Linked DNA regions of Mus musculus: region 2 is linked to region 1. Evidence: chromatin loops called from intact Hi-C (ENCODE). Cell type or tissue: heart. All regions are shown on one strand. Links, peaks and the distances in the headings refer to the core of each region. The heading gives the core; the rest is flanking DNA. Region 1 overlaps Peli2 (pellino 2). Region 2 has its middle 89 kb from the start of Gm52144.

The links. Hi-C counts contacts between places; a loop is a spot of excess contacts. Peaks named below come from ENCODE experiments on the same cell type or tissue, not always from the same donor. Only the 100,000 strongest peaks of a DNase experiment are listed, where the experiment ranks them.
Region 2: it touches region 1 in a loop (1.9-fold over the local background); 3 of 42 quality-filtered maps call a loop at or near these places.

Annotation. Positions count from the first base shown.
Region 1 is chr14:48,122,212-48,138,166 of GRCm38, forward strand. The region is part of intron 1 of Peli2 (pellino 2); the gene reads left to right. Among named protein-coding and RNA genes, the nearest start is that of Peli2, 9.3 kb to the left of the region's middle. In heart, for the core only: no CTCF peak of the experiment used is centred there; DNase peaks (open chromatin) are centred at 9,560, 10,230, 11,180, 12,350 and 3 weaker places; H3K4me3 peaks cover 1,032 bases; H3K27ac peaks cover 4,060 bases; H3K27me3 peaks cover 3,106 bases.
Region 2 is chr14:48,287,236-48,303,190 of GRCm38, forward strand. No RefSeq gene overlaps it. Among named protein-coding and RNA genes, the nearest start is that of Gm52144, 89 kb to the left of the region's middle. In heart, for the core only: no CTCF peak of the experiment used is centred there; a DNase peak (open chromatin) is centred at 8,896; H3K4me3 peaks cover 738 bases; H3K27ac peaks cover 571 bases.

The DNA of each region.
Region 1 (15,955 bases), core at 5,237-13,236:
CAGTTTGTTGCAAGCCTTTCTGTGTGTGTGTGTGGGGGGGGGAAGGTAGTACTGGAAAGATCACTGCTTATTTGGAAGCTCAGCAGATGAGCGCCTTCCGCACCTGCATGGGAATTGCATGCACTTAAGAGACAGATGTCAGAGTTCGCTGGGAAGAGGAGGGGTGGGGAGGTGGGTGGGGGGAAGCCACAGTTTAGTCTGTCTTATGTAACTTCAGCTCAGCCTAATTTTGTGGAGTTTGGTTTTGTTTATGTGGCTGGCTTCAGAGTATGCTTAACACTGTGAATTTGACAAAGAAGATTAACTTACGCCAGAGCCATTTCATTATTTCCTTTTGAGGCAATCTGTTGAGACGTTTCGGAGCAGTGTGGAATAAACCCGGAGAGGTTTGTGTTCATAGCTAAAAGTTTAGGACACTCCAAAGCCAGGAAAAGAATTTACACCCTGGACAGTTGTAATTTAGTGTCTCTGTAAACACCGTTGCCTGTAGCACCTGCTTCATCCTTCACTAAAGCTTTTCCTGGATCCATGATGGCTTAGTGTTTCTAACCTAGTAGCTGGAGGCAGGCAGGGCAGTTACCTGTGCTACCACATGGCAACACTGTTTGGACATTGGGTATCATCCAGTAGCCACAGAACACTTCCATTTTAATGTAGAACAAGACATAAGTAGAAACCCGAGTAAGTAAGTAGCAAATGATGTTTGGTGTTGTCACTTCTTCAACTGAAGTTGGTTAACAGTGGAGCCCTGCCGTGGTGGGGGGCTGGGGGGGAGATGTTGCTTCTTGCCAGCTTAAGGAAGACCTTTAAGGAAGAAAAATGGGAGTAGCAGATGGTTTTGTGTACGCCTGAATTGTGGCTGCTGCCCCCTCCCCTTCTTTCTTTCAGATTTCTGACTCTTGCAACATTGAGCACACTAAAGAGTACCTGGAAAGTAGTGAACTAGTTAGATTTTCACTAAGTCTTACACAGTTCTGCCCACTGGACTTGAGAGCATGTTGTCCCCTTTAAAATAGCAAGTGCATTTCAATGAAAAAAAAAAAAGTGCCATTACTGTGCATGCCTGGTCCTTTGGGACATCAATATTGGTGAGCATAGACTGTCTAGGAAATTTTCTTGATGAAATTATTCTTGAGGCTAAAGCTGCTCACTGCCTCTGATATTGTTAAAATATTTATTTTGTTTCATTGGAAAGTACAGTGACTTTATTTTAACTGCTGGGTGATTGTCCTTTCTTCTGTGTTCTGAATCACATGGTAAAATGTCACATAGGAAGTTTGGATAGCAAACTGTAAAGTTGATTCAGGCCTCGATGATCTAAGTACGGGTGATTCTTGTCATAGGTTGCATAGTAGGAGAGAATGCCATGTGGGATTGTAGTGGGGTTGTCACTTTCTGTCCAGTTAGTGGAGTTTAAATTATTTGTTAATTCTAACCAGTTACCGTGTCATAGTCCCAAGTCCTTATTGTGTCCACTGCTTAATTGAAGCTGGAGAAATGATTGGCTCGTTCGCTCCTTTTAGCTGAGAAGTATTAATTTGGCTATCACTTTAAAGTTGGGGAAGTGGTTTGGGGTTTAAAAGCTGTTCAAGGTAGTGGAGCCCTGATTAAAGGCTCGTGATTTTTCTTTTCTTTTTGTTTTTTTTTTTTTTGTTTTCTTTTTTCCTGACCCACTGGCTCGGTGATTTTTGATTTAGTTCCTTCCTCTCTGTTTCTTCAGCCCTATCAAAATAGTCTCCAAGGAGCCTCTCTGGGGGTCTGTTCTGTTGTTCTGTTCATTTGCTCAAATGTGGAACACACACAGTTAACCAATTCTAGATAGCTTGATATTTGTTGATTTTCATGAGTCTTAAAGTGATGGTGCTAGAACTCCCATGGGCACACATCCATCCATGGTCATGATAGCAGAAAAGCAATCAGCACCGGGCTGGGGTGGGGGAGGTAGTTCAGTGAATAAGTGCTTGCTTGCTGTACCAGCATGTGGACCTGTGTAAAAGGTATGCGATCGCATCTGTAACCACAGTGCTGGGGAGGCAGAGACATGTGGATCCCCGGGGCTCCCAGGCTGGCCAGTCTAGTCCAAGTGGCCAGCTCCAAATTCAGTGAGCAATCCGTCTCAAAAATTAAAGTGAAGAGTGACAGAGGAAAGAAGTCTTATGCTGGCCTCTGGCTCCCTCCCCCCTCCCCCCCAAAGTAAATACGTGTAATTACATATTTAGGGAAGAAATCATGTTTTGAAGTTAAGCAGACTGAGACAAATAGCAGAAAGAGGCTTAATCTGGTAGTGGAGCTCAGGAGGGGTGGGGGTCTAAGAGGTATATTATATAGCCCTTCACAAAGAAACCAGAGCTCCTTATGTGTTCTTTCTGGGTTGGGTCAGTTTCATGGCTTTCTGCTGGAGGCTGACTCCAGCTGTGCTGCAGGGCCTCAGAGCTCCCTTCTGAATTCATTTTGAAGCATGCTGCTCTTTGCCAACTAATGGCCCATCGTGGTTTTTGGAGGGAAAAACTACCTTGCCTATTCCCTTGGTTTCCCTCGACTCAGAGTTGAGTGGGTAATTTATTCTGCAGGGCCTCGGCTCTGATTTGATGTGACACAGAACAGGCTTGCAGCACTTTCACTCACAGGCTCTTCATCTGGGGGCTGTATGTAGAGTTCAGGGAATCCACAGAGTTGGATGGGGAAAAACCCTGTTTGTTACAGTCCTCCACCCGAAATCTACTGTTTCACTCAGAATAGGCAACACAGAGACCTGCTGCCTATTTGTTACTTAATGTCTTAATACAGAAATAGAGGTGTAAGCAGAACATAGTGGTGCACACAGGAAATCCTGGGGAGTCTGTGGCCATCCTCAGCTACCTAATGACGTCATAAGCTTGAGGTCAGCTTGTGCTAAATGAGACCCTGCTCTGATACATACATAGTACAGGTGTGGACTGAGGATGTAGGTTGTGGTAAAGCCACTGCCCAGCGTGTGCAAGGTCCTGCTTTCCACCACCAGCGTTTAAAAGACTGTTAGAAGTGCTGGCGATTTTCCAGTGTAAAGCTATTTTGTTAACAAAGTAACTGATTTTATTGGCGACTATGCATTGAAAACCTTTCTGCCTCCCTGAGTGGGAGTAACCACATCACTAAAGGATGCTTTTCACAAAAAAGGTTAAAGAGCCCCTTACAGTTGAGGCTTCTCCTCCACTGTGGCTGGAAACGCAATACATCTAGCAGGTGTCTGCTCTTCCCCTGGATTGGCAGTTGCTCTGTCAGATGAGGCAGAGGGCTCGATTGCTTGACCATGCTATGGACTCAGACATTACGGTTTTTAAAGCGGCTTTTATCCACGTCTTTCCGTGTTGTGCTCTTTGGACCTGCCTTGATGGCCTCTCTCCTACTGTACACCTCTTACTTTTTAAACTCTTATTTGACCCCAAAGATGTCAAACATTGTATTTCGTAGACCAAAAGATCTTTAAATGTTTAGAAATAAACAGACAGAATCTTAGCTGCCGCTCAGCATGTGGGGTGATGGGAGCGCTGTGGCCAGTCTGTCTGTGGATGGGCGCCTCATTCCGAGGCTATTATGGGTCATGATGTTACTGGCTTGGGGTTGCTATGTTTTCCTTTACTAACTTTAGCCTTGTTTGGTGTGTGTGGCTGTCTGTCTGACTGTGGGCTTGCCAATCTGGCTTTCTTAGATCTGTTCCTTTTATGTGCCAAGACTGAAAACTTTATTAGGACTTTTCATTTGGGGCATATTTCCTCATGCAACAATCATTTCAAGATGCTTTTTGTAAACAGAATAAGACCAGATTGATTCAGCATCCAGTGACATTTCCATACATATTTATCCAAAAGATAAAACACAGACAAAAGTGAAACAAAATACGACACGGCATTCCGTCCACCATCGGGAGACTGAGCCCATCACCCTGGTGACACGGGTACAGGGGCAGTGGCCTCCTTGAGTGGGATTGTAGGCTGGCTTTTAAATGAACATAACAGCAACACATTGGCCTCATTGGCATGGGAGAAAGATATCCAGGAAAGAGTTGTTAATGTCCATGATTTAATTAAAGGGTTCTCCTAAGGTGTTTCGTGAAAGGAAAATGAAGATGTAGTGATTGACTTACAGAGTCTTTAATTGTCATCTTCATCTTTTGGAAAACAAGTTGACAAACGCAGACGTTTCTTAGTTCTCTCCCACTTGGCCATTCTGAGCCACACTCTCAGCCGCCTCGTGTGTGATGATGAGCCCTGAGGCATGTGCCTTGTGATTTATGACAAGCAGTCAAGGGCGGATCTTGCAAATGATGTTACTTTAATACTGCCATGTTTTCACCCCACCCCACCCCACCCCACCCCACCCCAACCCCACCCCACCCCACCTCCACGTTGTGATGTGTTTCCTCAAGTGGGAACGAAGGGGCGGAGTCACATCAGGCAAGCCAGGAATTTTATTCATTCAACAAATATTTATTGGGTGTCTACCCTTCCAGAGCCTGGGGATGCAGCTAGAAAATAAGACGGGCAGGATTCCTACCCGAGTGATTGGACAGAATAGTGAGGTGAGGTGGGAGGCGAGATAGACATGGGCCACCAGGGGCATTGTGGGAGAGTTTGAGACGACTGCAGGGTCAGAATAGAAAGGGTTTTGGACAGAGCCTTGTACAGAGAGGGCACCATGGTGATGGGGGAGGAAACTGAGGTAGAGTCCACCAATGCAAAGACAGAGGTCTATGATCTGGCTTTCCAGACCCTGCTTCCTGTCACTGAGACCTAGTTTTAGCCCTCGCCTGGTATCATAGGTCAGGTTGCTCATTGACTACAGTCTTACTGCCTAAGTGGCCCTAACCCTGGGCCACTGTCACAGACAAGCTCCTGCTCTGTCTGTCTACCTCATGCTCACTTTGAGGGACAGAGATGGCAAGCAAGCAGGCGGGACAAAAGGCAGAACTTCAGAGAGTGATTGGGTGTGCACCAGGGGAGGTCGCTGGGTGGGTGCTAGGGAGAAGTGAGACCCCTTCAGACAGAGAAAAGCCGCTGAGAGAACTGGCTTCTCCTCAGGACACCTACTGTTCAGTTGTTTTCCCTTGTTAATACACATTCTGGTGTTATAGCCAAAGGTATTCAGATATTCTGTCAATTAAGGAGGCAGAGCAGTTTCCCAAAGGGAAGACAGAGGGACAGACACCAAGATGGACCCTCGCTGTAAGCATGAGTCAGTCTGAAGAGTCAAGGAGAGGCATGCACCTACCCAGTATGCCCAGCGTGGGACTTAGATTCCACCAGCATTCGTTGAAACTGCTTTGTCTTCCCTTCATGTACTTTGATGGACGGGCAGGGACCCCTGAACTCCCTAGTTGAAGAGTGCCGGGCATGCCTTTTGGGGGCGCAGTGGGTAGTCATGGAGTCTCTCCTGGAGGTGCTACTTTACAGATGCTGCCTGCTGTTTTAGTTCCAACTCTGATTTGTTTTTCTTTTCATGAGTTACCTGCCAGTCATGTGGTCACCTGCACCAAGTTCTGCCTCACAGAGAAGCAGGCCTTCTGTTCCGACTTTGTCAGCTGCTCTGAGCTGTACTGCAGTGCCACAGTAGCATTGAAGGGCTGTGGTCATCAGTGCATGTCCGTGACGGGGTGTACAAGCCACTTGCATAGACAAAGGCATCAAGGTCATTTCAGTCTAAGGGTTAAGTCTGGCTGAGGCTTCTTTTCAGCCATCCACACAAGGCTAGTCACTGGGCCGCTTAACCGGCTTGGTTCCTCGCTGTTTCAGTGTGTGTGAAATCTGTTTGTAGGATAAGAAGTCATTACTGCAAGCTATCTGCTTCCATTCTAATTAGGAGTGGCTCAACAGAATCCAACCACAGCAGGCAATCGCTGCGTTCAGCTTCTGGGTCTTTGGTAGGAGAACAGGCTGTTAACCATCCTAGCAAGCTCCCCAGAGGATCCTTAGCCTCTGCCCTTCTTTTCTTTCTTCTTCTGCCCTTTCCCACCCCTCCCCATTCTTGCCTCTCCCTCCGAATCCCTCCCTAGATTTCATCGTGTTCTTAGACTGTGGAGTATGAGTTGTCACCACAACACCTCGTGCTCTGTGTAAGGAGGTTTTCCTGGGAGACTCGACTGGCGGATTGCCTCAAGGAGAGAGAGGTCCTTTCTTCAGGAGGACTGTCGACACGGGAGTTTGTTTTCACTCAGAAATGTCTTGTAGCCCAGTCCCCTCCGTCTCAGGATGCGTCCCATGCTGTCCCTGTTTTCACTTGGTGACTTGAGTGCCGCGCATCTTAAAACCTCTCAGAGAAAGCATTGTACTGCCTCTGAGGTGGCGCTGGGACCACTTCTCCGGTTGGCCTTGTGGCTGGAGGGACCTCAGGTCTTTGACATCACCTCACGCTCTGTTCAGACAGCCAGAGCTCCCCTTCCCTGCCGGGGTGTCCTGGCCTTACTGGGTGGTGAACCCTCCCTTTCAGACCTGCTGGTTGCAGGGTTTGCTTTGGTCACTGTGGTGGAGCGAAGGATGCCGAGCTTCAGTGCATTGCCTTAGTGGCTACTGTAGCCTCTGCCCACCACAGGGGCCAAAACCCACTATAGACAAGATGGCAACAGAAACTTACATCTTTGTAGTTCTGAACTTAAGGACCAGGGTGGCAGTTTCTTCTAAGGCCCCCACTCTTTGGTGGACACTTAACCACCTTCTCACACGTTCTTTGGCTCTTTCGCCTTGCCCACCTGTCTCTTGGATGGGGCCTTCTTGCATCACCCCGTTTACCTTTAATTACCTCCTTTAAAGCCCATCTTCAAATACAGCTACCCCTGGCCCCTTCTGGGAGTTAGTATTTCAAGGTGAATTTTATGGAAATACAGTTTTACAGCAGAATGTTTCCTTAGAGGGGGGCTGCCATGTCAGAGAGTTTGACCACTTTCCTGGAGAGAGTGGTGCTGGTGTGAGAGAGATTTACAAAGGAAGAGGGAAAGGCTTGCAGGACCCTGTCTGTCATGGCTGCTAAGCTCAGGATATGGACAGATGAGGAAGATCATCAGAGCTCCTTGGGCCCATTGAGCTGCCATTGACATTAGCCAGAGCAGCATGAAGGCTCTTTCCACTGTCTTCTGTCCAGGTGAGAGAACTCTGTGTGTGTGTGTGTGTGTCTGTGTGAGGTGTATGTTGTGTGCTGTTGTGTTCTGGGAGGCTTGTTTCGCAGCAGCCATACACCACGTTTGCATTTAGTTCACCTGTGAGATCTGACAACTCTAATATGAAGTGGATTCATGGAGTTTGTTGAGTTGGTTTTCTTTCCTTTATTGATTACTTTAATTAGCGTAATTACAGTATTTTGGATGAGTTATTCTAAACATTAAATCCTGGAGGGTTTAAGAATCTTAGCTAACAAAAGCATCTGGAATAGCTGTCAAATGTAAGTTCTCATTGAGGTTCCTTGCCTAGCTTCCGTCTTCCTCGGTCCCGTCTCCTGAGCTGTGCCGAGAGGCAGCGGCTGGCGACTAACCTGACTGAACTGAGAATCCTGCTCCCTCAGGCTTCCACATGGACAGCTCTCACCCAGGATGGCCAAGTGCATGGCGGAGGATTCTTCAGGCTTTTAAGGGTCGCCTGTTGTGCAATAAGAGAGCGAGCAGAAGCTTGAGACGAGGGAGGAACCCCTCCTGCATCTTGTAGGTTCAGGACTCCCGGTAGACCAGAAGAAACTCCTCAGCATTGCAGTGAGGGGCAGGTGGCCGCTTGGAAAGCAAGCTCGAGTACATGCGTTGTCCCTGTCAGTGGCTTTGGGAGGTAAGAATATAGTACAGTTACCAAACACTTCAGGCCTTCGGAGGCCGTGGAGAGCTGTTCTGTGCTGGCCAAGAAACAAACAGGCAGAATGTATCTGTGGTGCTGTGTGGTTTTCGGGGGTCGGGGACAGCTTGTTTTCTACAGAGAAGCCAGTTGTGACATCCACAATGCAGCAGGCCCTTTCTGGTGCTGGGTAGTGAGTAGTGGGAGGCTGCAGACGTGGAAACTACCATTGCTGCCTCTCAACTGGACACATCCCCAAGAAAGGAAAAGGAAAACAACCAACTGGAGACAGCCCAGAAAACAGAAGCTCTTCCTGTAGGCAGCTGAGAGAAGTGTAATTTCTAAGTTAACCCTAACATTTTCTACTTTTAATCAACGCAGTGTTAAGTGAAACTTTGAACTGTTGTGTTTTTAAGTTCCTAGCATTTACAGTTTGGTAGTGTTAAGGTTTAAAACCGTAATAACATTGGGGACCACATATAAAAATTACATGTGTTCTTCAAGTGTATATTTAATTGAAGTAAGGCCAGCTAACCATATCAGCACCGAGTGGTGTAACCCCTCGGTTTTCTGTAGTGATGTTCTTTGGTGGTTTGGCTATGGTAGTTTGAGTTAGAGCTCAGGGGTGCTGGCACCCAGGTATCAGGTGCAGAGTCGCATCACTCTCAGGGAGATTGTCGCAGAGCGCCAGCAGAGCGGCAGGTTCTATAAGCTGATTTCCATTACTCTCCCAAGACTTCATATTATTATCTGGGCAGTGAGGTGCCAGCTTAGTGCCCCGTCCTGGCTTCTTCTTGGTGACAGAGCCTGAGAGGGTGCTCAGTGTGTACGGCTCAGAAGTTTGCTGTCCTCCACTCGGGAAAGGACAGAGAGCTTGTCACCGAGGGACATTGGCAAGAAGATTTCCTGAGGCAGCCTTTTGCAGCCTCTGAGCAGTTTTGAAGGGGGAGTGGTTGTTCTGGGACTGGAGTAGAGAAGCCACAGGGGCGTTGGAACCTTGAAACTGAAGTGCCCCGGGGGAAGTGGGTGGGATTGGAAACTGTGGCTAGCATAGTATTAGGAGTCAGAGGGCTCTTAAGTTAGGGGACTGGGAGCATTCACCAGTCCCCATCTTCCCGGACTTTGTAGTCTCTCCTCGGAAAAGGACTTGGAACAAATTAAACCTAGCCAGTTGCTGCCAAGTGTGAGGGTAGCCACTGGGGACAAAGTGCGTTTTTGTGTGAGGGACTTGAGTTTTCTGACTCCACTTCAGCCGAGGTGAAAGGATGTGTGGGAGCGGGTTAGTAAGGCGAGAGCACAATGCGTGAAGCGCGCAGAGAGCCCGGGGAGCTGAAACACTCAGTGTGTTTGGAGATCAACGTCGGGTTGGATGGCTGGAAGGCTGGAAGGGCAGAGGCTCTGAGTGTGCTTTAGAGTCGTCTGGGTGCAGGAAGCTCTTGTGCAAGGCTCTGAATAGTTGAGTTTGGTAATCCTCAGGCCCTTCCGTGACTATAGTTCCTTTCCCCTGTCTCTCTGCCCCTTTCCTGCTGAGGGACAGTCACTTTTAGGGGGTTGTAGCCCCATTCTGGCAGTGGCATTTGGCGAACAGTGTGGTCATTTCATCCCATGGGGGCTTCTTGTTTTACAAGCAATGAATGTTTTCGGATTGAACCCCACTGGCCAAGCAGTCTGGGTCTGATACCATTTTCCTTTCTGCGCTCTGCCCTTCCTCCACCCCCTCTGGCCTAGCATTCCAACAGGCCCAGGTCATGGTGTCCCTGTGAGTGTCTGCTGGGGTGGGAGGAAGTGGGGTGACATCAGAGCCCACTGTTCCCCTTTCCTTGTCTGCGGAGGCTCTTTCTAGTAGTCACTGTAAGAAGCAGCTGGCTGCTGTCCTCCTGGCCTTTACTGTGGTGGTTCAAAGCAGGCTGCTCCTCCTACTGGAACCCCACCCCAGCCCACCCCAGTGCCTTTGCCAAGCTAAACCGGCAGGAGTGTGTGCACATAGAGCCTGGCCTTTTTGCTCCAGACCAGCCCCTCAGATGTGTAACTAGGCAGGAGTGTGTTTTAGTGCTATTTGTGAGGGTCCTGGTTGTTGCTCACATGCCCTGTCCAGCCTGTGAGCGTCTCTCTCTCTCCATCTCTGCCCGGCCTTCAGGGTGCGCTGCTCACATCCTTTGAACTGAAGTGAGGACTCCAGGTGCTGAAAAAAAATCTGTGTTTGAGGGATCTGTTAGTGGAGAATCTGAGCCTTTTTCCTTTTATGTGGAGACAGGCAATCTTCCCCTGGATAACTGCTTCTTCTAGGCCTGAGTCCTCTTCCCTTTAGGAGGGGGGCCCAGAGGGCTGGCTCCTAGGCCCTGATGATGGCTTCTGACCTTTCTGAGTGAGTAGTCTCACCTAAGTCCTATGCAGAAGGGGTGTTGGCCCCAGCCTTGAACTCAAGATGGCCCCAATGGCTTGCCTCGTAAGTGAGGAAAGTGAGGGCTTGGAGCTTTGGGTGACCCCCTCAGCCACAGTACAGCTGCTCTACCCCTTGTCCCTCACTCCTCTTTCTTTTTTGAGCCAGGGTCTCATGTAGCCCCGAGAGCTACAGCGCCTCACTTGGTTTCATCTTGCCAGGTCTTAGGGGTCCTGAGGATGGAACCCAGGGCAGGACTCAGGCCTGTGTCTTCACTCCAGCTGTCAAAACTAAATGCTCCACTCTTTCCTCTGTGTTGAGCACAGCCTACATCCCTTTAATTGACCTTTTCAGGCTAAGCTGCATGCACAGAACACAAGGCATCATTCCTTTAAGGAAGTTACCAGCAGTAAAAGTGTTTTCTTGTGTTTATAACTTAGATTAGCTTCTTTAGTTTTTTTTTTTTTTTTTTTTTTTTTTTTTTTTTTTTTAAAGTTTGCTTTGTTTCCCGTGGGCTTTTAAAACAGCAAATAACAGGATTTCTACTCCTGTCTTATTCGTCTGGATGTATTACAGCTGAATTGATGATTCAAGGTAAACATTCTTTGATCATGCAGATTAAGCATTCCTAACGCTGCAACCCTTTAATACCTTAATACAGTTCCTCATGTTGTGGTCACCCCCAGCCATAAAGTTACTTTCGTTTCTACTTCATAACTAGAATTTTGCTACTGTTATGAATAGTGATGTAAATATCAGTGTTTTCTAAGGGTCTTAGGTGACCCGTGTGAAAGGCTCATTCATTCCCCCCAAAAGGGGTCACGGTACCCCCACCCCAAAGGGGTCACGAACTGCTGACCTAGAGTGATTGCAGATGGTCTCTCTGGCTTCCAAGGGGGGCTGCCACCTGACAGCTTATGACTGCGGCGCACAGCCTTGAGGTCGCCCCTCCTTCCCTTCGCTGTTGGGGAACTATTTAGAGCAGCGTTTTTATCAGGTTGATAGCTTAAGGAAGGCGCTTCGGCGACCTTCCCTTCCTCAGTAAAGACTGGCGTTTACCTGCGTTCTCAGAGTTGCTATTTGTGGAGTTTTCCTTTCCTGTCTCTTGGTCTTCCTGTCATTGATTAAGGGGAAAGACTCACAACTGCTGTCTCCCCAGTACAGCTTGTTCCAGTAATGAAACTCGTTCAGCTCTTCGGAGTAGCACAGGCCAGCAGCAGGCTGGGAAGGGGGATTTTTGCCAGCTTAAACTAAGTGTTAAACTGGACCAGATTCCGGTTCAAGGCTTTGAATGAGACTCAGTGACTTAGACTGTGGGAAAGTTTTATGGTATGTGGGTTCACCCTTCCTGTGACTTCAGTAACATGCTTGGTACCCATGACCCCGTGTTTCTCAAAAACATTCATAGCAAGCAGGCATCCCAAGATATCAGCTGGTGAGGTACCTTGGAGCAGATCAAGCCCCTTGATGAGCAGTATTAGATGTTCCCTGGGAGAAAGCAGAGGCCTGGGAATGCTACAGGGAAGTGATCGGTCAACATATTTTGATAATGCAAGAAACTACGGGGAGGGAGGAGACTTGAAGCGGTTCATTCACCAGAATGCCCTTAAGTGGAATTACTTACAGCAGATGTCTGCTCGTCTGATACTGTTTTAAGTAGAAAAGGACACCACGCGTCACTTCTCCCACAGATGAGAGAGAAAACCCACATCTGCACCCCCATACTTACTCTTATTCCCCTCCACCAGCAGACTAAGTTCATGCTTTGAGTTTTATTCTTGGCAGTCCCACAGGGGATAGCACAGCATACACTGCCCCATAGGGTGTGAGAGCCAAGTGTTCCACCGGAGGCAGGCGGGACATGACTGTAGCTCCTTCCCACCATAGGCTCAATCACTGCTCGGGAGTTTAACTGGTTAAACGCACGCATTTCAGCTTCTGGAAGTTTGTGTTGTGATGTTCCATGGCTCACCAGACTGCACTGAGCCTGTGGCACTGTCAGGAATCATTTTTCACTCAAGATCAGAAGCAGGTAAAGTTGTGGTTAGGATTTGCTGGATCAGCAGGGTGTGGGGAATGGGGTAGCGGGACTGGAGGTTCCTGGGAGTCCTGCTGGAGCTGGCTCTGCTGTTTACATTCCCCCTGGAGCTCCTCCTCCAGGCTCAGGGCAGGGGTCAAAGGATGTCCGCCCCTGGTCTTCCTGTTCAGACTAAGTGGACAAGGGAGCTCCACTCCCCTGAGAGAAGGGCTTTCTTGTTGGCCCCTAAGCTCAGGCTAAGCAAATCTCTGACCTAATTCGGCTGATTTAGTCTCGTGACCGCTATCGCGGTACAGAAATCACTGAGCAAAAGGCCCCTCTTCAGTTTTGCTTGAGGATTTGTTTTTAACTTTCAGTTTCCTGAGCTTAAATCCACTTTTAAGTTGCATGGCCTGGATTCTTGCAACTTACAGATATCAATAGCAATCATTTTAGCTTTCTTCTATTGAAAGCAGTTGTAAATGGAAACAAGTTTTAAGGCAGACTGTTCATACTCTAGCAACATGGTATTACCCTGAAGAGTTGTACAACAGAAGCCTATGTGAAGAATTTATTTGAAAGACGATGTTAATTTTATTAGTTTTGCAACTCACGACCTAGCTATGCTTTTATATACCTCACTTTACACTTTACCAATTGAGTTCCTTTAAAAAGTGTTAGCCAGCTAACTCTTTTTTTAAAAAAAGAATTTGATTCATGCTGAAATTTTAAAATAAATCTAATACCTCTTTTCTTCATCAGAGTAGGTCTGAGTTAATCAGCCATTTAACACAAACTCTGTTTTTGGAGGGTAAGGAAGGACAGGAATTGTCCTGTCATTTCTAAGGTCCCTGTCTTCACAGGAGTCATGAGAGGTGGAGGTGTGGCCTCTGAGAATAAGTCGGTGTAGGCAAAGGCAAAGGCTCCCCCAGGATGGTAAATTCTCTGCATGCACTGCTTAGGTAGGCAGGCAGTCTCTGCCCTCAGGGCTTTCCCTCCAGTCTCTGAAATGTCCAGACCTTTCTCCTCCTGCTTTTTCATCCTCTCTGCTTCTGCAGCAAGCTCACTCTTGCTTTTCAGCTCTTGTTTGGAGACCTTTATGCTTGCAAAGTGTAGATGTTTTCAGCTAGCCCCTTCTGGTGCGTGTCCCTGCAAACGTGCTGCTCTTGGCCAACTATACTCCATTTTACCATGTTGAAGGTGGCTCACTGTAGCTTCGAAGCAAGACAGCTGTGGTAATCTGGAAGCCAACTTGAGTTTACGTTTTTTCTCCTCATCAGAAGGAACCAGAGATCTTACCGTTAAGTTGGGTTTTCTTTTTTTGGCTGGCGGAATGTGGCCAGCAGACGATGATAAGCCATGTCTCCCTTCTTGCTTTTTATCTGCTCCTCTCGCTAGCTTCTCACTCAGCCTTTACTCTGTGGGATTCTCAAGTGAATATTCATCTCCTTTCCCCATCCCCACTCCTTTCTTTCCTTGTAGGGACCATGGTAAGTAATGACATGTCTGAAATTCAGGCGATTCGTGTGGTTTAGCGGAAATAAAAGGGAAGAATGGGCTGATTTCAATGGCTTTCTTGTGCCTTGGCCGGCAGTGTAATTGGATAAAGCACTGTGAATCCAGGACCTTGTTCTGAGTGGTGTCTGCAACAGCATCGCTGTATTCTAAGTGGGAAGCAGACACAGGCCAAGCTCTGTGAGCACAGCCATCCTCACGACCTCCCAGCGCAGAAGGGAAGGGCTGGCCGCTCAGTGTGCGCACAGGTCTTTGGGAGAAGTGATTTGTGAGCTGTGGTTTTATAAAGTGGCTTAATAAAACTGTTCATTTGGTCTCCGTTGGGTTAAAGTAAGCAGCTGTCTATGGTGATTATCTGGCTGAGGAGTTCTGCCTAATACATCTTCTTTCTACTATATGATAAACACATATCAGTAAACAAACGGCCAGGGAATCACAGCCCTTCAGGAATGGTAGCCTCAAGATCTGGGTGGGTGTGTCTGATGAGTAAATTTATTACTGAAGATATCTCTCAAAGGAGATATCTCCAAGAGGTGACATTTCACTTTTCTTTGACGAATGTATCAGCTGCATATGGTAACTATTATTAAATTGAAAACAGCCTTTATATCCCTGCTAGAATATATTTCAAAATCTAGAATGTTTATTTCTTCTGGACCAGAGTAACTGAATTTTTAAAAAAGACACAAGACCAACAATGCAATCCTGTGCAAGTTTTGTTCCCTAAGGACTCCAGGCTGGGAGGTTAGCAGGCTGGGAGGTTATATGGCAGAGACTCTGTTTGGCCAGCGCACCTCAGGAGTGTGTGCTGGCACACCATGAATGTTGAGGGTGAACTGGTTGCTTAGCAGAAATTACTATAGAAGAGTTTTTCTAAGTTACAGATTTTTTTTTTAAGTGCAACTGATATCTAGCTGAGTCTTTGGTGGGTTCGGCTTGCTTCATTGATCTTTCATATATTAGTGATCAGCAGATAACTGTGTGAAATTAAAAGAGGTGGAGAACAGGGATCTATCGGAACACTCTAAAAGTTCGTCTCAAGTGTAAGTGCCTGCAGTTAGAAAGTGAAAGTTGAACATCACAAGGGTCTCAGCCCTTTAGATGGAAGGTTGGGATGCTCAGGAGACTTCTGTACCCCTGGCCAAGGATCCTCACACATTCTGTGCAGCGGGCTTCTTCAGTGTCCTTCAGCTGGGTGGGTGGCTTATTGAGGCCAGGGTGCCTTTTGTCATTTCCAGAGTGTCTGGATTTAGATAATGGGGCAACAAAATAAACATGTCAGCCTACCCATCTGTGGAACATGTAATTTAGAAGGACCCCTGTTAGCTAATTATATTTCTAAACTTCGAAACAAGAGTTTCTCGCAATGCTTTGGGCCAGGGAAAATGAGATTAAATCGTGGTTTCAACCTAGGAGAATTGGGAGCAGGAAGCCAAGCTGGGGCTGTCATCTGTGATCCGTCATTCTCCAGGGCTGCTCATGTCGAAGAGATGCCTTTGTTGAAATAAGAATAAAAGCAGTAATTGACCACTTCAGCCTCCTGACCTTGGTGATTGTTACATCCTCTGATGTAATTTATTAGTGTAATTTATGGAGTGCCAAGGGTTTTAATTAATGAAGAACGCACAGACTGATATGGGTTTCATGCCAACGGTCTCACTCTTGGTGTCTTCTTTCCTCTACTCCCTCTCTCTGCTTCAGCCTTCCTCTCTTCTCTCTTGCTCTCCTCCTCCTCCTCCTCTTCTCCCTTTGTTCTCCCTCTTTCCCCTCCCCCTTCCTCCTTTTCCTCCCGACCTTCCTTCTCCTTCCTCCACTTCCTCCTCTTCGGTCGTCTGTGCTTCTCCGCCTACAGCTTTCCTCTTAGGTAGACCTTGTTGATTCCACTTTTGTAGCTTTTAGGAGTCTTGGGTGTGCAGCAAGCCAAAGCACAGAATCCACCTTCCGAATGGCCTCCTTGAAGCCAGGCTTCCCAGCCTTCCCATCCCATGAGGGTGCCTCCTCTCACACATGTCAGTCTGTTTGGGTGCTGGCCGGTTTGCCCGCTAGGTTGTTTTCATTCATCCACCGCATTGGAGGAAACGGCATTGCAGTTGCAGGAGTTGGAAGTGGGTTTCACAGTGTCTCTCAGAAAGTGGTTTATGCCTTAGCAGTCACATAAGATTTTTTTCTTCTTCTTTCTTAGAAGGGAGAGGCTGTTAAATGTGCATAGTAAGATGATTTTCCTTCATGTAAACTTGAGAAGTTTCTTCCGTAATCGTT
Region 2 (15,955 bases), core at 3,968-11,967, 160 kb after region 1:
AAGTTATGATGACTCCAGAGCTCAGGCCATCACTAGACCATGAGCAGGACACGGTTTGCCAGAGCAAGAGGAGACTGGAGAGATAACCAGGTTTGAATTTCCATTCCACGTCCTGGGCCCACTTGGCCATAGGTAAATCATTTCGTACTTCAGGCCTCACATCTATAAAATGGGGAGAAGAAAAATACCTAACCTATAGGCCAATGTGAAGACGAAGACATGCTTCCTATAGAAAGGCATGTAACTGATGGTGAGTGGCTGATACCTGGTAGTTACGATGAGAGAATCTTGCACCAACCAAGCAACAGTACCGTTTGAAATGTAGGCAGAAAGCAAGCCAGAACTTAGGTGTCCTGGAACTGTTCTCTAACTCCTGGGTTTAAACATACATGTGGGATCATAAGTATTGCTGCTGACTAGAAGTCACATACAACAAGTAGCTGTTTTTCTCTCTAGTGAAAACAAGCAGAAGGGGTCAGGATTGCGCTGAGAAGTTTGCCCTCAATTATGATTGAAGGAGCAGCAGTCCAACTAGTGTCTTGGCACTGTGACCTCTGCTCTGCTTTCAAAAATGAGTGGAAAGATAACGATAAGGATAACCGTTTGCCTGGTGTTTGCCATGTTGCCACATCCCATTCTTTACTTCTGTGCATATGTTCACCTCTTTCTTTGTCGCTGTGACCAAAGACCTGATGAAACAGCTTAAAAGGAGTGAATATTTATTTCAGAGTCCCAAGGAGTTCACTCCATGGTCACTTAGCTCCACTCACAAAATGGGAGGATGCAAAGAGGAAATTGTTTTCCTTATGGTAGACAAGAAGCAGAGCGAGGAAGAGGGTGGAGGCCAGCTATATCCTCCAAGGTCACTCCCAGCATGTGTACACACATACACTCACACACACACACACACTCACTCACTCACATACATACACACTCACACACACACTCACATACCCTCACACAATCACACACACTCACAAATACACACTCACACACACATTCACATACACTCACACACACACACCAGTGACAGCTTCTTCTAGTGAGGCTCCCACCTCCCAAAACAGTGTTACCAACAGGGATCAAGGGTTCAACACACCAGCCTGCAGGAGACGTTTCATACTCAAAGCCTAACCAGTTCATATCATTCCACTTAACCTGCACAGCAAACATATCAGACTCATGGTTAGGACTTCATTTTTACAGGGTAAGCTTAGCCCAAGAGAGTCAGAGGTAAGTTCTGCCTCCAAAGCGCATGCCCATTGCCACTTCCCTGGCATGATGCGTCCTCTGTATGCTGTGGCTTTATCAAAGCCATGTGTGTGCATGTCCCTATATGTGCACATATGTGCTCATACACTGATGTGTGGGAGCTCCCAGGCTTTACCTCCAAGCTCAGCAGCTACAGAAAGGAAAGGTGGATTGCTTCATTTCTTCTGTTCTATCTCACAGAACTTACTGTTCCCTGCAGGGCACAGTTTAGGGAGCAATGCTGAGAGGGATTGAAAGAAATAAGACCTGAGTCATGAACACTTTAGTGCCGCCCCCTCTCAGGAATATTAAGTGTTCCAGAACTCTATAAATAATGCCAATGTGACTCATTTCCTAACTGGGTCATGGCCACCAGCTCTAATCCCTCCCTTCCTTTACCTCTGCTACAATGGATCAGCCATTCTATGGACTGTTATATAGCCATTAGTAGTTAGGACGGGAGAGATAGTTCAGCAGTTAAGAGTGCCTGCTGCTTTTTCAGACCAGAGTTCAGATCCCAGCACCCACAATGCCTGTAAGTCCACCTCTAAAGGATTCACTTTCCTCCTCTGGACTCCACAGGCACGAGCACACAGGTAGAAGAACGCCCTCCGCTTGGCCTCTACACAACGGCAATGGCAACTGTCTCCTGGTGTATTGATCCCCATGTCGCAGGTGGAGAAACTTGGACATACATAGGTGGAATGGTTAAGGAAGAGCCTAAGCCTTCTCTGTTAGAAAGAACAACATCAATGCCTTCAGCTCCCTGAGCAGAAGGTGACAGGTTCTGCCTGACATTATTATTTCCAAGGCTTTGCACGGTATTAGATCACTTTTGCATAATCACTCCATTCTCTTTTATGAGGCTTGAGGTTTAATTGAAGGTTCCAATAAGATATTTTATGTGTTTAATGGATTTCGGTATAATAACCAGAGACTGCAGTGAAACTCAGAAGGCCAGCTGACTTTCAATGAAGCTGTGTAGCATGGAGGTAGGGGAGTGGATTTTCAGTGAGACACCCTAAGCCTATAGTGTAGTAGACACAAAGATACATAGAGAGAATGAAGGCGTCTGAGCTTATCGGACAGTGTGGAGTGCATATGCCTAATCTAGGCTGTGATAGACAGACATTGGGCTTGTGGAGTGGCCAGTTCTCTGCTGGCAAAAGCTTTGACAGCATCTCCCACTGGTCACTCTGGGGACCCCAGGGGATACGGCCCACGCTTTTTCCTCTGCTGCTTTCTCCTGGGGTCCTTAGCCTGGATTGCTGTACCACAAACCACCACTTGCAGGTTGGCACAGTTTCCAAAGCCTGTAACAACAGCCCCTCCCTTCCTGTCTCCAAAACACTCACTCACATCTTTTTGAGTGATTGCTCAAGGAATTGTTCTGCTTGGCACTGAAAGGAAAATGAGATTAAGAAAAAGAGCAAGAAACAAGGGAATTAAACATGACAGGAAACCTTCCGTGTACAGTACAACCAAGCGATTTCCCCAGAACATTTTAGAGTCTATTGCTGGCTAGGCATTCCTTCCCTTCCCAGCCCTCTTGAGAATATTTTATAATTGCAGACAAGCACTCTCACCACAGATATGTTAAACTTAATATACTTGAGATGCCGTGTACTGCATGTCTCAAATGTTCAGTGCTTGGCCTATACAGGGCAGTGGACAATCAGTAAGTGACTTCACTCGTAACCAAGGAACCTTTGCCCTCTCTGAGGTGGAAGTGTGAAGCATAGATGGTCATGGCTCCCTATGCAGACCACACAAGCTGACTGTCCTTGGCTTCTATTAAAATATGAGGGGTTCCAATCCTCTATGCTTTTTCTGAGACATAACTCAAATGTGAATGTGTGAGATATAGCTAAGACACTCCTTATGAATCAGGATTCCTGGATTCCCACAGACTGACTCAGCCGACCTCAGGAGCCCCAGCTCTGGATTTAGCTGCAGCCACTTCTTACCCTCGAGTGACCCCGAGGATCATCACTCTTTGAGGAACTGAACTAGAGCCCTTACCTAGAGGAGCACAGGTCCTTGTGCGTCTGTATCATCCCTCCATCCCATCTCTTAGGCTGTTGCTGCTGTTCAGGGCCACATGCATTCTTTAGGGTCAAAATATGACCTTTCAGGGGAAAGATTCTACAAAGCTCTCCTTTCTTGACTAGGAACAAGCCCTGGTGTGTTCCTTCACCTATCTGCGAAGGACATCATTCTTTCCATGCATTGTTTACTTTGCTAGTGACATTGGCATTGATTGGCTTATAGTTTGGGGCTTAGGGCTCCATTTCTTGCTAATTTTTTTTCTAGTGGTCCTCACAACTGAATAGACAACATAATCATTTTCAGAGCTTGCCAAATACAATGTTCAAGCTTACTCCAGGCCTACCAGACCAGATCCCTGATGTCTATGCCAGGCGTGCAGTGACTTTACAGGGATCCAGAAGCCAACAAACACTGAGCATCATTCTGTAAGCCGAACACACCAAGCTGTGTCTAGGTCTCCTCGTGAACCGTTCCACTATGGCGCTGGTCTCCAAGCCCAGAAATCCCGCTTCATAAATTTAAGAGCTGAGTATTGTAATTTCTATCGAGGCCACAGATTACAATTATAGACTAGAGTCTACAAGTGAAGAAACACTAAATAAACTAACATCTGGGCACAAAGCCGAATGTATGCCTATGTAGTACCCACCATACCAAGCATCCAGTGCTCCTTCATACGGCTTCTTTCCCCTAACCCCAGTTAATTCTGCTTCTTTGTCTTAACATTTAATTGAAATGGAATTGTGCTGATTCTATTTCAATTGAATTACAAGGGCCCAGCCCTTTCTCCTCTTTCAAGTGCCAAATTTTATGGCGTAAATGGTGCTCCCATCACAGAGTCAGTCATGTTAAGGTCTGAGGGCCTGTTACAATAGAGAATTGCTCTGTTACCCTACAGTGTCCCTGGCAATAACAATAATGAAGTAGAGTGTTACCCCTGACCTTCTGCTAATTAGTCGACATGGCCCAACTCAGACTCAGACGTTTCAGCCATTCTTGTTCTTATCTTTGCTCATGTACAGGTAAGTCTTCAAACTTAACTCCATAATTGCAACGCTCACTCAACCCCATAGAATTCCAAAAGCATTTCCGGGCAATGGCTATTTTACAGGCAAGTCTACGGGAATATCACACAGACACAGCACAACTTCATCCAAGTCTCCGAGGCAACTTTCTCCTTGATCCCTGCTTCCTGCCAGTTCTTCACCAGTGTCTTCTTTCTTTTGGCTGTGCCAATTACTTACCTTCTTCCTCTGATCTGCATCCTCCCATGTAAATCACTCCCAATGCCTTCCTCTTCCCTCGGCCTCCAAGGGCTCTTCTTTGGCGTTCTTCCTCCTTTGAAACCAGAAGGAAGGAAATTCTGGCAGCTAGCCTTCCTGTGTTAGCTTTCTGCTATTGCAATAAACTATCTGAGACAGTTAATTTGAAAGAGACGAGGTTAGTTGTGGCTTATGGTCTCACAGGCTTCTGCTCAGAGTCGTTTGGCCCTGTCACTTGGAGCCTGCCTCTAAGCAGGACACTGTGATGGTTCATGTTAAGTGTCAGCTTGAGAGAAGCATGCCTTTAGGGGTATTTTTCAGAGCATGGTGAGGCAGGATGAGCATCCAAATGGAATGTGGATGGCACCATCTCCTGACCAGGAACCTGGACTATAGGAGCTGAAACTGCAGCTGAGCATTACCCTGCGTTAACCCCACACTCACACACCCCACCCCACCCCACCCCACCCCTGCTTCCCGCCTGGATGTGATAATGATATGAGCAGCTGCTTTTCTCCTGCTGCCTAAACTTCCATGCCACGAAGGTCCGTGCCCACGAAGGACTACGAAGCAGAATGAGCCCTTCGTCCCTTCCACTGCTGTTGTCAGAATGGTTTATTTAGCAACAGGGAAACCAAGACAAACGCTATGATGGGTGCATGCGGTGGCTCAGAGAGGCCCACTCTATGGGGCCAGTAAACAGAGAGAAAGGACTCCAGACTCCCTCAAGGACTTACTCCCAGAGATCTAACTTTCTCTCCCTACGTTTGTGCTGGCTAGATTTATATCATCTTGAAACACACTCTGTAGTCATCTCAGTTGAGAAAATGCTTCCATGGGATCGGGCTGTAGGCAAGCCCATAAACCATTTCTTATTTGGAGATTGATGAGCGATGGCCTAGCCCTTGTGAGCGGGGCCACCCCTGGGCTGGATTCTATAAGAAAGCAGTCTGAGCAAGCCAGAAGGAGCAATCTAGTAAGCAGCACCCTTCCATGGCGTCTAACTCAGCTCCTGCCTCCAGGTCTGCCCTGTTTAAGTTCCTGTCCTGATGTTTTTGATGGTGAACAGTGATAAAGGAAAATGTAAGCCATGTAAACTCCGTCCTCCTCAAATCACCTTGGTCGTGGAGTTTCATTGCAGCAATAGTAACCTTGACTAGAACAGCATCCTATCTCCCAACACTTCTTCTACCTTCCAAATGCCCTATGCACTGACAATCAAGACCTTGGCATATGAATTATAGTGGAATAGTTATGTTTCATACTACAATACCTCCTTCACCCCTAAGCCACCCCCCTACTAAGCACTAACTCCTAGAGTTAGCTGAAATGTTCTCTTTAGGCACAACTACCTTTGGACAGAGGTCACACCCTAGTGGTGTTCTTGCTAATCCAGACACAGGAAGAAGGTAGTCTCCTGGGAGGTCTATGAGGTTATGTGCCTCTGGAACCTTTCCTGGGAGGCAACAAACCTGCTGATGAAATTGGACTATGTAGATCCTTTGAAGGGTATTAGGAATGCACTTGAATCTGCAGTGTGGATTCTTGAAACCTCCAGGACAGGAGAGGGTGGGCATGTAGGGCAGTGTACTTGGTGAGGCAGTAAGCATCTTTAGAGTCTTTTGGGTGAAGAGGCAAGGACAGACTCACTTGAAGAGGAGCCCTCAGATAACCTGAAAGGAACATACAGGTGCATCTCTCTCATCACTGTCAACTGTGAGCCCCTTTGTGAACCGACCCACCCCACCCCCTCTGTCACCTCCACTAGCATTCTTGAGAACAATATACCATTAGCTGCCAAGTTAAGCAGGCACACCGCCCTGAAGAGCTTAGAACATCCTCCAGGTCTTCTACCACAGCACGGAGTTCCATCGCCCAATGCAGAATGATTCATCCGAGTCAAATGAGGGCAGAGAAGACAAGTGATGAGCACAGGCCATTATTAGAGAGCACCCACAGACAGTGAACTTCCAAGACTGCAGTGCTGCCCCATGGTGATGCCTCCCCGTGTTCTCTTGCATTGGCAGAGTTCTAGGTGCTAAGGCATCCAAGCATGGGAATCCTGAATCTACTCTTGCTGCCCGGTTGACACTGACTTTACCAGACATTATTCTACTGAGCCTCTCATACCCCTGTGGGGTTTTCCTCTGGCCTTGAATTACTAGAGTGATAGATAAAAAAACAAAAACAAAAACAAAACCCCAGAAGGATCTAAGGTGTTTGAAAGGAATAACAACAAAACACTATGGCAGCTGAGGTGTGTGTTTTAGATGTTAATATGTGTTTAAACTTCAAGATGCTCTGAAGGTTCAATCACCAAATTAATACTGCAATGACTATATATAAGAGGCCCTATCCTCTCATGGCTCAGGGCCCCCAGCTGCCATCTGGCACCTCATCAGACCAGCATAACTGTCCATTTGGGCTTAAACCCCTATTTTCTCTGCATTTATGGACATCCAAATCTGAGTTTACTAATAAAGATAAATCCTGTTTTCAACAGCATCACCTTTGACAGCTGATCATTTATCAATATATTTCATGCAGGGATTGAAACGGAAATACAGACATATTTGGAATTCATTCTTAAATTATATCCCTTCTGTCTCCACATCTCTGCCGAGGGAGGGAAATACTTTTCCCTGGGCACTGGGGTTAACAGCCTCCTTTCTCATCTCCTGGAAGTGTTAACCAGCTGGACCTTTGTTTGCCAGTGTCTCTGAAGCATCGTGCTCTGACAGCTCGCTTGATGGATGGAGCTGTCCGCACACCCCCGGTACAGAGTAGATGAGAACATTGCCTCACCTATCAACTCCATAAATCAGACGAATAAAAATGAGTACGAAGCTAGGCCCAGGGAATCTTTCCCCATTTTAGTATTCTTTGTAGATTATAATCTTCACAATGCGCTCCAAGTAAAAGAAGAGACTTTAAAGAATTAGCTTTAAAGAATTAGCATTGATGTACTCGGTGAAAGGCTGCTCATGAGAAAGACATCTAGACGAATAAGCAGTGCGTGCATAAATGAGTCTGTCCTCTGTGATATGGGATAAGAATTTGGGGCATGAGAAATGTGGTGTGCAGGACAGTGAGGGAGATGGCAGGAGACATACCAACCCTACAGGGGAATTAGCAAAGGAAGAGGAGAAGGCGGCTCACACAGAGGGAGCCAAGAGAGAGGGCATCCTCTTATGTCCATGGCAGAGGAGTTTTCCTGGCTCTAGGACATTTCTTTGCAAATCTCCTGCTTGCTTACCTTCCAGTTTCTTGGAGTGAGCAGTAATCCCCCTTGATGCTACGAACTGGGACTCATTCCATTTTGTTCTCAGCCCTACACTCATAACAGGAATCGGTTGTTTGACCCATGAATGAATGAATGATGAATAGATTAAGGCACAGTAGCAAGATAATTACAGTAACTTTTCATGAAGAAAGCAATGGACAGGCTGGTGAGAATGTTACAGAGAGCTGACCTAGATTATATAAGGGGACATTATGAGGCTGTTCATGGGATCTTGACAGGCATGGCAACACATGCCTGTAATGTCAGCACCCAGAAGACCAAAGGCAGGAAGATGAATTCCAGGCCAGCCTGGGGTACATAGCAAGACCCTGATTCAATCAATCAATCAATCAATCAATCAATCAATCAAGTATGGAATATCAGGTTTTATTCTCAGCTAAGAAAACAAAATCTCTATCCTTCAAACTGAGGAGTGGTAGTGTGTTTGTAGAGACCTTTACTGGGGAAGTGAGTAGCAGGTATGCTCTGCTTGGCTTCCGGTGAGCAAGCATTCAAGGAATTGACCATTTCCCCTTTCCTGATTGCCATTGGCCTTCCCACAGAACAGGAGGCCATTTTAAGCCCAGCACAGAGGTGGTCCCACCATGTCCACGTTGCTTCGGGGTCTCAGCATCTCCTGAGAACACTGAAAGACAGCACTCACACCACGACTGCTAAGCAAGAGCCAGAATAAAAAGCGAGATGCTGTCAGGGAAGCCTGCAAGGGGTAAAAATAGCCAAAAGGAGAGAAAGGCAGTCAAATATTTTGTCATTTGCTTTGCCTGAACGTGACGCTTAGCACTTCTCTCTCCGAAAATGAAAAGACATCGTTTTGCAGAGCAGCAGCTGCGGCTGGTTGCAGGAAGCTGCTGGCTGCTGATAAACAAATGACCACGTCCCCTGAATGACTCTGTGTACTGCCCAAAGCAGATTTCTGATTTTTTTTTTCTGCCTGCCCCATTTGGCCAGTGAAAAAGATTTAGCTGGAGTGGAGTTATTTCCCTCTTAACCAAATCCTTTTGGTGTTTTGAAAACTTTCCAAGTGAGAAAATAAACCCTCTTACTCAGCTTGAGTCAGGTGCTCAAAACACAAGATAAACATAGCTGCCTGGGAACGTGTTGGCCTGCCCCCCTCTGCTCTGGGGTGGTTAACCCTTCCTTAGACCCCTACCTCTTAGAGAGCTGCCCCAGTTGGCATGTTTTCATCAGGACCCAGGCAAAGCTGAGGGACATTATTGACTGAACAGTCGAGGGTGAGCTGAATGTCAGAGCTTCTTCCAAACCATCTGGGTAGAGTTCTCTCCTTGTTGAAGGGTCAGTATGCGGACTTCACCATCTCCATCTCTAATCGTGGTTTATGGCTTTATTCTTGCCCGCCCCCCCCCCGACAATTCAGTACATCTGATTATTCAGTTTGTCTATTGCGATTTTAAAATGATGCACTTGATATTAAAAGTTCCTGTTTTTGGACCCCCGATGGAGGCATGAGAACACCAACTCCTCTCCAAAACTTTTGATCCAAAATCACTCCTGTTTAAAAGAAATACAGGGACAAAACTGGATCAGAGACTGAAGGAATGGCGGGCAGTGGCCAGCCCAACTTGTGATCCATCCCATGGGTGAGGGCCAATCCCTGACACTCTTACCAATGTTATGTTGTGCTCACACACACAGGAACCTAGCAGGATCTGAGAGGATCCACCAACAGCTGACTGAGACAGATGCAGATACTTACAGCCAACCATTGGACTGAAGTTGGGGACCCTTATGGAAGAGTTAGGGGAAGGACTGAAGGAGCTGAAGGGGGTGGCAACCCCATAGGAAGACCAACAGTGTCAATTAACCTGGACCCTGGTGAGCTCCAGAGACTGAGCCACCAACCACAGAGCTCACATGGGCTGGTCCAAAGCCACTGACACATATGTAGCAGAGGACTGTCTTGTCTGGCCTCAGTGGGAAAGGATGTACCTAATCTTGTAGAGACTTGATGCCCCAGGGTGCAGGGATACTGGGGGGGGGGAGCACCCTCTCAGAGGTAAAGGGACAAAGGGATCAGGCAAGAACTCTGCGAGGGGGGACCAGGAGTGGGGGATGTAAATAAATAACATAATTAATTATTTTTTTTAAAAAGCTCCTGTTTTCTGAGCAAAACCATACACACATAAGTGAGAAAAGACTACTGCTTATAAATAAACACCGTTCATGTTAATTCTCTTAACAGTTCATGACACTGGGGTTATTACTAACAGTCTTATTTTACAGAAGAAGATGAATCGCAAAGACACTGTGTACAAACTGCCTAAAATCTCATAGCGTGAAAATGGCAGGCCAGATTTTAACCTCAGGCTTGTCTGCCTGGAGGCTGAGTCCCTAATCAGGCCTGACAGGTAAGTGGTGCTGGAGCTGGCATCCTCTGGGCTCACCCACGCTGTAACTTTGGATCCCAGCCTTTCCTGATTGAATGCTTTAGGCTTGGATTTCAGGCACATCATCCAAGCCCAAACCTTGAATGGAGGCCAAGATCTTAGCAGCAGGTTGCCGTAAGTATGAGGTTCAGTTACCCAAATACTGGGTACTCAGACATCCTGGAGCGACATGCCTCACCACTAACCTTAGTTAGAGAAGCGACTGAAACATCCTAAGAAGAATGGATGGTTCTAATCTCGCTTAGAAACCTTCTTTGCGAGGCCCATTGGACACGCAAACTTTATATGCCCCAGAACAGGGGAATGCCAGGGCCAAAAAGGGGGAGTGGGTGGGTAGGGGAGTGGGGGTGGGTGGGTATGGGGGACTTTTGGTATAGCATTGGAAATGTAAATGAGCTAAATACCTAATAAAAAATGGAAAGAAAAAAAAAAAAGAAACCTTCTTTGCAAACCCTTGCAATTTGTTCTTCCTGAAGTTTGGGTTTGAGGTAAGGAGAGAGGGTTATTAATCAAGTGACTCCGAGAGAAGGAAGGTGACAATTCACCCGAAGAACTGAAATGCTGGAATCCTGCAGTGAACACGGGTTTCTGTCTGTGATTGTGTTATTTTTCTCACTCACCTTCTGGTACCTGAAGTATTTGTTTGAAATTGTTAACGTGGATTTGGGTGTGAAGTGATATGTAACTAAGGGCTAGGCTATCTCCAAGGTCTAGAAAGGCTGGAAATCATCTCAAGTGAGGCCATGCAGGGTTGAAGGCAAGATCTAGTTTCTCTCATGATGGAGATGGATGGGTAGATGTGTGCAGGGGACCTTCCCTCCAAATTGAGACAAGGGTTGGGAGGCAAATTAACCTCAAAGCAAGCAGTCAGAATGCCATCTGAGGAAGTAGCCACAGGATTTGATCAGACCTTGGTAATCCTTGGTGTTCAGCCGTGAGGGAACTAGAAATGTTAGATAGCTTTAAGGGTCTCCCAACCTTGGACTTGGGGAGATGGCTCTGTGGTTAAGAGTGTGTACTGCTGTCATGTAAAGGACCCCTGTTTGGCTCCCAGCACCCACATCAGGCAGTTCACAACTACTCACAACTCATGTGTGTGTGTGTGGTGGGGGGGCAGAGATAGAGACTGAATGTATGAATTAGTTCTACTGTTGTTCCTTAAGAAATGTCCAGTTTTTTGACAGTACGTCTTGCTGACCTGGAATTTGACAGCTAGGCTAGACTAGTTGACCAGTGATGCCCTCATCCACCCAAGGATCTGGCTGTCTTTGCTTTCCTGGAGTTATATGCACATGCTTCCATGCCAGGCTGTTTTTAAACGTAGGTCTTGGGAAACCCAACTCTAATGCTAGCAAGATGGGCACTCTACTTGCTGTGCTGTCTCCCACCCCTCCCTTTTCTGTTCACTGCTATTTGCTGGAAGTCTATATTTGGGTTGGGGGAGAGGAGGAGAGGGCCATGCTGAGACATGGGAGTAACCCTGCCCTCCCACCCTCCCCACCCCCGAACTGATACCTGCCAAGTTGTCTTCTGTGACGGTTCCGGATTTCCTCTCAACTATCATGATGTAGCCATCTGTCAAATCTCCATTTCATGTCTCCTCAGGTAGTTCATCCCAGATCCTTGATCTGCTGACGGCGCTTGCCTGAATTCCTTTAGGCTGCTCTAACAAAATACCATAGACTGGGTAACCTGTAAGCAAACAGTAACTGCTCCTCGTGTGTGTTGGACTGAGGCAGTCAAAGAACCACTCCTTACCAGGGGGGCACCTCCTGCATCCTCACCTGACCGGAGTGCTTACATTTCCCTCGTGCTGTGTATAGCTCTGATGCAGGAGCCTCATAAATACTTGCTTATTTGAGACTTGACTTTAACTATGTGTCGGGGTCTGACCTTTCCACCCATTTCAGCGTGGAGAGGTAAGGATTTTGGTTTTATCCCCCCATCTTTTTTATACTAGACAGAGGGAAGGGAACTGTTTTCTCTTACCCTGGGAGTGTTAAAAAAAATTAAGCTCCTGATGTCATTAAAGAAATGGGCGGGTTTTGTGTGGTTTAGATTCTACTGGTAAAGGCACCCAGGTACATTATGACAGATGTTGAATAAAGATAGATTAAATATGGAATTTGAGAAAAAAATAGGGCAAATTGAGATTAAATAGAAAACTCTTTCAGACTTTAGCCTCAAACATCTAGTAATGCATTTTGGAAAAGTTGCCTGAACAGGGGGCTCTCATTTAATTCTCAGGGGTGTCTCAATTTCAACACCATAACAGACATATAGGTCTCCACAGGGACCTATACGGACCCACATGAATATCCTGAGTGAGGGAAGAAGAAACCTATCCAGTTAGAACAGTAGACTGCAAGTAGATGTTGTGTAAAAATGAGCCTTGCAGGTCTACACTAACTCTATGTAGACAATTGCCAAGATATTTTAAGAAACTTCTCTCCCAACACCACCAATGAGGACTGAACCCAGGGTCTCTTGCATGCTAGGGAAATACTCTGGCATTGAGCTATAATACAAATCTCTTAACCAGAAAATCTCTCACAATCATTAGATGGTGCATTAGCACCAGGCATGTGTGTATAGGGGGAGCAATGTAAATTCTGGCACACTGAGCTTCAGTGTGTCAGAGATCTGCTTTGTACAGAGAACTTGATTAAGCAAGGTCTGGAAAAGGACCTATTGCTTTTGCTTTAAAAAGATCATATACAACCTAAGTGTTGGGGTTTCAGCATAATGGTGCTGAGATTTACCGGGGATTTGAGAATCAGTATTCACTTGTCTATGCTATTGAACCCCATTTCCCCCTAAACAGAGTTAATGGAAGCCTCCATCCAAGTATGCTCTTAGGATATATTTTAATTTTGTGCCTCTTTCACGTGTATTAAACATACCTCAGAACCAGGAAGGCCAAACACATCCCTTAGCATCCCAGTAGTTGTCAAAGAGTCAGGCTTTAAGAACAAGACATCAAGATCTGCCTAGACTTCTGGTTCCTACTGCCTTAGGATTTAGCTTGTTCACAAGCGCTGGGTACTCAAGACTGCATATGCCTCCTACAAGGATGCTCAGATACCTCACAGAACCCAGAGGCATGCACCCCACCCTTGTGTTGTCTTCCCCACGAGACAATCCTATGGTGCCTGGAAAATGGTTGGTATTCTTTTTCTAAGGTAGAGAAAATAGCGAAGGACATTTGAGAAAGATTCTCCGGCATAAACGAGGGGTCAGTGTTAACTTGGGATTCCTCATGGATTCATTTGAATTTATTTCCTGTGAATGCTCAAAATCCAATGTTTTACTCCAAATTTTATCTGAAACAAAAAAATAAAAGAAATATTGTTTGCTCATGACTATGAGGTGTGTGTATATACAAACATATGTTAGTAAGTGATGTCGACATATGTGCATGTGTGTAGAAGCATATAGCAGTACATATGGGTGTTTTTAAGGAGCTATGGCAAATCTATCATCAGGAGAGCTTTAAAACTACAGCGGTTGAGGAACAAGACATGAGACTCTGCCTAGGCCTTTGTGTCAGCAGTGGCTTTATGATTTGGGCTGTTTGTCATACTTTCTAGGTATTAGGAGATTCTTGTCATTCTTAATGTTGAACACTATTTAGATATTCTAGCCACAAGTTTGAGAAAATTATGTAGATTTTGAAGCTTGTATTTGTGGTGAGTATCATAGACTTGGTATTTGGGACTAAGAGGCAACACCATGATCATATTACATGAACATTACATGAACATTATAATATGTTTAGCACCTGAGCCAGTTAGGAAGCACTTTTATCTGGAAGGACACGTGAGTAATGTAATCTAAACTTTGGTTTGTTTCTTATTAACAACAATTGACTTCTTTCTTCTTCTTCTTCTTCTTCTTCTTCTTCTTCTTCTTCTTCTTCTTCTTCTTCTTCTTCTTCTTCTTCTCCTCCTCCTCCTCCTCCTCCTCCTCCTCCTCCTCCTCCTCCTCCTCCTTCTTCTTCTTCTTCTCTTTCTCCTTCTCCTCCTCCTCCTCCTTCTTCTTCTTCTCCTTCTCCTCCTCCTCCTCCTTCTTCTCCTTCTCCTTCTCCTTCTCCTCCTCCTCCTCCTCCTCCTCCTCCTCCTCCTTCTTCTCCTTCTCCTCCTCCTCCTCCTCCTCCTCCTTCTCCTCCTGCTTCTTCGTCTTCGTCTTCATCTTCTTCTTCTCCTCCTCCTCCTCCTTCTCCCCCCTCTCCCCCTCCCCCTCTCCTTTTCTTTCTCCTTCTCCTTCTCCTTCTCCTTAACACTGTTTATCTGTTGCAGGGGAGGATGTAGTCCGTTCATCTTGTGGTAGATTCTTAAGATGTAGACTTGTCAGGCAGGATTCACATGATGTCACTTCAGAAATTCTTCTACTCTCACAATTTTTTAGCTAGTGTTGACCTCTAAAGACCTGACTAATCTCAGATTTACCTTTTTAAAAGTGAAACTTTGAGAATGGCTGTGAACTTCCCAGTGAATTGTTTCAGGAGGCTCACAATGTCTGGCTGTCTTTCCATTAGTGCCCTTAAGATTGATAGATCAAATCAGGTTGTCAACCTCTAATTCATACATTATAAAATGTCTCATCAACATTTAACCTATGCTTGGAGAAGCCATTGATCATTGCCTAAAATAGTCTCATTGCTTCACTGAGTGTTCCAAAATGGAAATTTTCTAATTCCACTAATTCTTATGCATCTTTTCTTTTTTAGCTGAAATCCCATAAGAAGGACTTACCTTTGTCAAGTAACTGGAAGCCCTAAAACATGCTTAATAGAGGAGAGGTAGCTATCCTAAAAAGATAATACTTTTCTACAGCAAAAGCTGGGCCTGGCATCAGAAGATTCTAGAGACTAGGAGGGTCTCCCTTTGGATTAGGAGGAGGGGACACATTGCCAGATGGAAGCAAGATCCCCATTGGAAGATGGACTGAGAAGACAGACAGGAGTCTAGGGAAAGGGTGCCAGTTTCAGCTGATTTCAGTCTACTCCGGGAGGCTGGTGCAGCACCGCCCTGTGGATGATGGGCACATAGTGGGTCATGCCCATGGATAACAGCAGAGGAGGAGGGGGAGGAGGGGAGAGGGGGAGGAGGAGTAACATCTCAGGAAATGAGGAAGTCTGGGGGGTCTCTACCCAAGCAGAAAGGGAACTGAGGCAGCTGTGGCTAGACTCCTCACAGGAAGCCTTCAGGGTGTTCAGAGTAATGCATGAGGGGCCTGGGTTTGGATGACAAAGCATTTTGCTATGCTCCCTGGGGTCCCACCTATGTCTCAGCGCGGTTGGCCAGCTGACTGCAGATGGTCCGTATTAGGAATCACACCCCTTTTCTGTGACAGACATTCTTCTGGGCCCAACCTTGCTTTCCAAAGGAACCTGACCTTGATAAAATGCAAACCAGACTGGCTTCGTATGGACAGTGTATTCACCACTACTGAAGTATTGGTGCCCAGTCAGTGGAGGCCCGACCCTGTTTGGTCACGTCTGACCCTGCTCTCCTCGCAATGCGAGCTGAGGGACTTGTGCTTTTGTGCAGCACCCTCTAGACCAGGATGACTAAAATGGGGGAGCTCAGAGACTTTCCTGGGGCTCTGCCCATCCCCCCAACTCTCCTCCCCCAACTCCTTTTCCCTTGGGATCCCAGACATCCTTGCCTCCTGCTATATTT